Linked DNA regions of Homo sapiens: region 2 is linked to region 1. The links are chromatin loops, found by intact Hi-C in ENCODE. Cell type or tissue: breast epithelium. All regions are shown on one strand. Links, peaks and the distances in the headings refer to the core of each region. The heading gives the core; the rest is flanking DNA.

Region 1 (2,813 bases), core at 164-2,663:
ACACACACAAAGACAGGGCAAGAGCCCAAGCTGACAGACCATTTTATCCCCTAAAGGGCACTAATTAACTGATTTGACTGAAAACTTCTCCTTGCTATAGAAGAGAAAAAAAACAGCTTCCAGAATAGAGAATGACAAAATGCCTAAATCCTGATTCGGTCTAAAAGAGACAGGTATTAAAATTCCATTAGTTTATCCTCTTTAAAATATTTTATTTTTCCCCTCATGTAGCTATATTCTTATCTTAATAAGGATGAATGTTTGTGTGTTAAATATATTTATAGTAAAGAACAGTGTTTTAGTGCAGAGTTTCATAGAGATCCATAACTAATCATATCTCCCATGTAATTTTCATTTGCCAATGAACAGAGGCATTTTGATAACTATTCCTTATTTCCAGCCACTAAAGTAGGCCATGATTTTTATTCTCATTTAGCAGATAAGGAAAGAAATGCACAAAGAGGTGAAATAACTGACTTAGCCATTTGAAGATGTGGTAGTAGGGTTGAAATTCGAAATCTCAGCCTCTTCCAACTTCATAAACCCTAGAGCTATATAGCCGGTTTTGCAATAAGAAAGCCTATTTATATGACTTTCCATGGGACCAAGAAGTCAAAACCACAACAGGGTAAAAGCAGGAAGACATGGCTTTCTTGGCAGGGTATTTCAAAGGCAGCAACGTTAACCAATTTCAGGGCATTTTGCTATATTGTGGGGGCTGTCCTGGATAAGCATGACTAAAAAGTGCTTGAATAAAGAAGCATATTCTTTGAGAACACTGTTAACCTTCTTGTTTTTGAAAAATTAAACTAATCAAGCTCTGTGCTTATAATGAGTCCAAAGAAAGGCCTTTCACTTTGAACCCTCTGACCACTTCTTCCTTTACATAGTAAAATTTCAGTTTGGTCTGAGGATAAATTGTCAACTAAGTTCTGGAACTTATCCAGAAAGTTTCCCTCCTCCATCCCCCCTACAAGTGATATAATCATATAGAATAATATTACCAACCTACAAACTTCACACACCTTTAATGTGCAGTAAGTTGAGGATGCTTGTGTTAGTGTCCAGCAGAAGCAATTGGCCATTCTCCACTGTGACGTTGTCGCCATCTTGTGGCAGCCTTTCAGGAAACCAGCTGTGAGTCCTGGACCATCTCCGGCAGAACTGTAAAGAAAAGTTGCCCTGGAAAACAGAGAGCTGGGTTGGTGGGTTGGTTGGTTGGTTGGCTGGTCTGTTGCTTCGTTGGTTGGTTCGCTGGTTTGTTGGTTTGTTGGTTCATTCATTGTTTTTGGGCGGGATAGTATAAGTATTGAATCAAAATAGAAACTTCTCAAAGAAAGTAAAATTAATTTAAATATTTTAAATGTCTCCATAAAATTGGTTACCTCTCTCTTTTTCATACAACTAACCTAAACAGGAAAAAACATGAGAGGCAAAATTATATTTGAAGTTCTTCTGTGCCCAGCCCCTGGAATTCTCCAATAACATGCTGGTAATGTTTTCTTGCCTTTTTTTTCCCCTCTAGCACAGGCCCCATTCTACCTAACAGATGAGTTTGATTCCATTTATTTTTACAGATATGTATTGAATCTTGGACAAAAAGTCATAAATAGCCTGGAATAGGGAGAATTAAAATGTTCTGCTTGATGGGTGGCATTTTGCTTTATGTAATTGGTATCATTTTTCACTGGCTCTACTGCCAAGAGTCCCTGTTTTATAGGAACATTCCTCTTCCTAAGTGCTCAGATCTATCCTCCCACTCGGCCTTTTTTGATATTATTGTTGCCTTTCCCCCTGTGCCTGGTGCATCAGGGCTGAACAAAGCCCATGCAGGCATAGGCAGAATGCCGACTGACTTCAGATGACAAGTAAATAGTCTGGAACATTTGAGTGAGGGGTAGGGAGCTGTACTGACAGAAGAAGCCAGAAAAGGAAGCACTCCCTCTCCACCCCAGCCTTCAGTCCCTCTCTCAGAACTTTTGGCTTTCCTGTTAATTTGTGGTCACTCTGATGTCATACGTTTTTTAAAACAGGGACATAAAAATCACAGAAAGCAATATTGAGCTCATGCAAGAGGCTGGTAACATGTCTAAATGCCTTGTGAAGTTGTAGAAGTATAATTACGATAAACATAATAAAATCACAATAGAGAAGGTGATTCCTTCAAGGTAATAGATATGACATGTATAAGCCACTCTCTCCAGTCTTCTTCCCATTCAGATTCCAACAAATGTGAAGCCCAAGTTCCTATAAAAATAAACCACCTAGAAGGTCCTCTCATGATGTGTTAGAGGCAGATGGGAGAAGATCATTAGAAGGGAAGGCATGTTTGTAATACCGACAACTACACCTACACAGAGAATAGTGCTCTATAGTATTTCTGAGATAGAAAATGGAAAATTGTGTTGCCAGAAGAGCCGTTACGTTTTCCAGAAAAAGATACAAACCCCAAGGTCAACAGTGCTAAGTTGCAGACCCAACACAATCACTGAGAAGGCTTTGCAATTTATTCGTTTTCTACATCTGCAAAGAAGTAAAAGTCTATGACTCATCACAATTTAAGAGATGGAAGGAAATAAGGCATAGTGATAACCAGTTCCAGTATCACAGAAAAAAGAATAGGTGATCCAGGAGCATCGTTGTGAACTGCAGTATCTGTAGGCTACAAAAGTAGGAGAGAATTTTAACTCTAGATGATTTCACTATAGGACTAGCTTTAGGTTGGTAAAATAATAAACAGTACTTCTTATAAGGCTATATATATTATACATTCTTATAACCCTTTAATTTACTCCTGTAGAATACAGAAAGAG
Region 2 (2,813 bases), core at 117-2,616, 1.1 Mb before region 1:
AAGCTTAAGACAGAAACATGGTAGGAAAATTAGGAGCCAGACTGCAACAGTAAAAAATGGAGCTGTCATGTTTTATCATTTTTTAACTTATCAAGATCTGTTATATGGATGTCGTGTCTTATTATTCAACTCAGCAGACAATAATGCTTCTGATGGGTAAGAGGTGGGGCAATATCTGAGGATGCTGAAGTAAGACAGTTTTTCCTTCCTCTCTTCTTTCCTTTGCCTACTTATAAATCCAGGACTATAAAAAATAACCCTGGACATACTCAATGATCCAAAAATACTGTCTTCTTAACTTCAGAAGGAAAGAAGTAAGACAGCATCATGAGACTGTGGGCAAAGCGTTGAGTACACAGTCTGAAGACCTATATTGGGTTTCCCACCTCCACTTTCTAACCAGGAGTTTATTGCAAATCCCTGGTTTTTAGAAGCCTCCACTTTCCTGACCCCCCGCTAAGTGTTTTGAGACAATGATGATAAGTTAAATTGTTTATGAAGCAATAGTACCACATATATTTACCCACAGATACTATTTTAATAAATTTTCACAATCATTTCCATTTTGTAGTTCAGTGCACTGAACCTCAGGCTATTAAATAGCCTGCCCCACCGCCTAGAATGAGAAAGGCCAGGGTGCAAACTTGGCACAATAATTCTAATTCTTGACTTTTCTAATTTTATTATTTTTGTGCGTTGGGTAGATGGAAAGGGGAAACCCAGGGAGACTGTGTAATGGAAAAAGAAAAGGTGGTACAGTGGGCATCTGCAAAGGAAGATAGTTCATGGAGTGTTAACCCACAGGTGCAAAGGTGAGGGCTAGTGGAAGGAAGGAAGTCAAATAAATTTAGATAATTCATAATTAGATTTTTAGAAGAAAGATGAAAGAAGACATGAAAGTGCTCCTAGTTGACCTTGATTTAATAATGATATTTTTCTGTACATTTTTTAAAAAACAGTCCTGAACATACTTCGAAAATCACCAGCAGAGGGCTTCATGCTGGGTGCATTTGCTTTTAATTATAGACTCCGACATTTACTGAATAATATTCCCTCTATATGAGGCTGAAAAAAAAAGAGGGTATGAATAATTCTTTTCTTTGCTGTTTTAAACTGAAATAAATGCAAATGAAAGAGGAAAGTACGAGTGTTAACTATCTGGGATGTCTCAAGTGCGGTTCCACCTAGGAGAGCATGTGCGTAACCTGAAAAAGAAATATGGACATAAGGCAAGATAAAATAACGAGGAAAATGCATATTTTACTCGTTTAATTTCCTTCAAATCCAGAGTTTGTTTTGCCTTTGTGTTTCCATTTACTGAGTTCTTGCGGGAATAGTTTCCCTACGTCATGTGATTGAGTGATAACGCGAAAGGTAATAGAAAGTAAAAGCAAGAGAGGTAGGTTCAAGTTAGGAAAAATTTTCTCCGTAGCGGCTGAGCTTTTATTGTGCGTTTCTTCGGGCGTTTGAACTTTTTAGATGCTGGAACGATCGTTTCTAAAATTAGTAAATATCATAAGAAGTGAACTTTAAAAATGTTCCTCTCAATACCAGGTTTTCAAGAACGGAAAGAAACCTTTGCCGAAAAAGAAATCAAGGAGACTTGCAGGGTTTGCGTCTATAAAATTCCGACAGAGGGCGCTGTTGCCCGTTCAATGACAGGGAACGGTCCGTGGGAACGGTTTACCTTGCAATGTCTAGGACTTTTCGAATAACGCCCACGTTAAAAAAAATAACTAGGATTTTAATTATGGTTATGTATTTTGAAGGTATTTCTCTATATATATGTGTATATTTTTAGGTTTATGCTTCATTCTTAATAAAACCAGATTTGTTATTTTTCAGGTTTCCTAAAGAACTTAAATTTTAACCAAATATCTCAAGATATTTCCACTTTAAAAAATACCTAATACTAGCATAAAATAAAATTACACATAAAAAGTTTGAAATTATTCATATATAAGGCTATAAAATAGTTATACTAACACAATACCTTATATTATTTTAATTTATGTGTAAAATTATCTCTTGCAGGTTTTGTTTTGTTAAATCTCAGAGTTTATTTATTTTAGACTAGGCAATAATATACCAAAAAGATATTAAAAGGTGTTAAAAGCATTTAGAGAAAAAAAGTGAGATTTTTCCAAATGCATTTTATTTGGGTTGTAATGATCTTTAGGTAATAACAATGACAGAATTATTGATTTGAAAGGGAGAAAACAATTATTTCCATTAATTAAATGTCTTGTGCCTGGAGAATCTGAACTTCCAAGTCTATAATATTTATCTTTCAGATTATTGATCTGGCACTGATTTTAGTTCTAGAAGTCAGGGGGTGTGGAACCCGTTTCAAGTCCCACCACACAATAAGATTAAGAAAAATCCCTTCTCATCTCCTAACTAGCTCTGGAAGCAAAGAAGAAAATCTTTGCTGATGCTCCTAGTGAAAAATCTGTATAGATTGTGTATGATTTAAGGTTAACATTTAAAGGGGAAGAAAGGAATGGAGAGAGAAAGGAAGGAACGAAAAGGGAAATGAAGGAAAGAAAAAAGGAAAACAAAAAGGAGGAAGAGGAGAAAAGGAAAGACGAAACATAAAAAATTCAACCGGAAATAAGGGGTTTATTTCTGAAGTTCCTTCTGAAGCACCTTCTTTGTGTTCTTTTCCTTTGACTTATCTTTAAAAATTAAATTAAAAATCTGCAGAATTGTTTATTCTGCAGTTCATGAAGCTTCTCCTTGGTTTTGATTGAATCGACGTCCAACAAGGTTGTCCGGAGCCCTGTACTCAAACAGCGTCCATCCCTGTTCGC

Evidence for each region. Peaks named below come from ENCODE experiments on the same cell type or tissue, not always from the same donor. Only the 100,000 strongest peaks of a DNase experiment are listed, where the experiment ranks them.
Region 2: a loop joins it to region 1, with 10 times the contacts of the local background. A loop is called at or near these places in 59 of 110 quality-filtered maps.

Annotation. Positions count from the first base shown.
Region 1 is chr6:51,958,845-51,961,657 of GRCh38, forward strand. It overlaps PKHD1 (PKHD1 ciliary IPT domain containing fibrocystin/polyductin), which reads right to left. Exons shown (of 67, transcript NM_138694.4): 36 at 1,026-1,182. Among named protein-coding and RNA genes, the nearest start is that of PKHD1, 130 kb to the right of the region's middle. In breast epithelium, for the core only: a CTCF peak has its summit at 1,114 (motif pointing left); a DNase peak (open chromatin) is centred at 1,107.
Region 2 is chr6:50,814,643-50,817,455 of GRCh38, forward strand. LOC124901490 (a long non-coding RNA gene) reads right to left here. Exons shown (of 2, transcript XR_007059923.1): 2 at 2,603-2,813. Among named protein-coding and RNA genes, the nearest start is that of TFAP2B, 2.8 kb to the right of the region's middle. In breast epithelium, for the core only: CTCF peaks have their summits at 997 (motif pointing right) and 1,634 (motif pointing right); a DNase peak (open chromatin) is centred at 1,639; H3K4me3 peaks cover 1,458 bases; H3K27ac peaks cover 1,242 bases.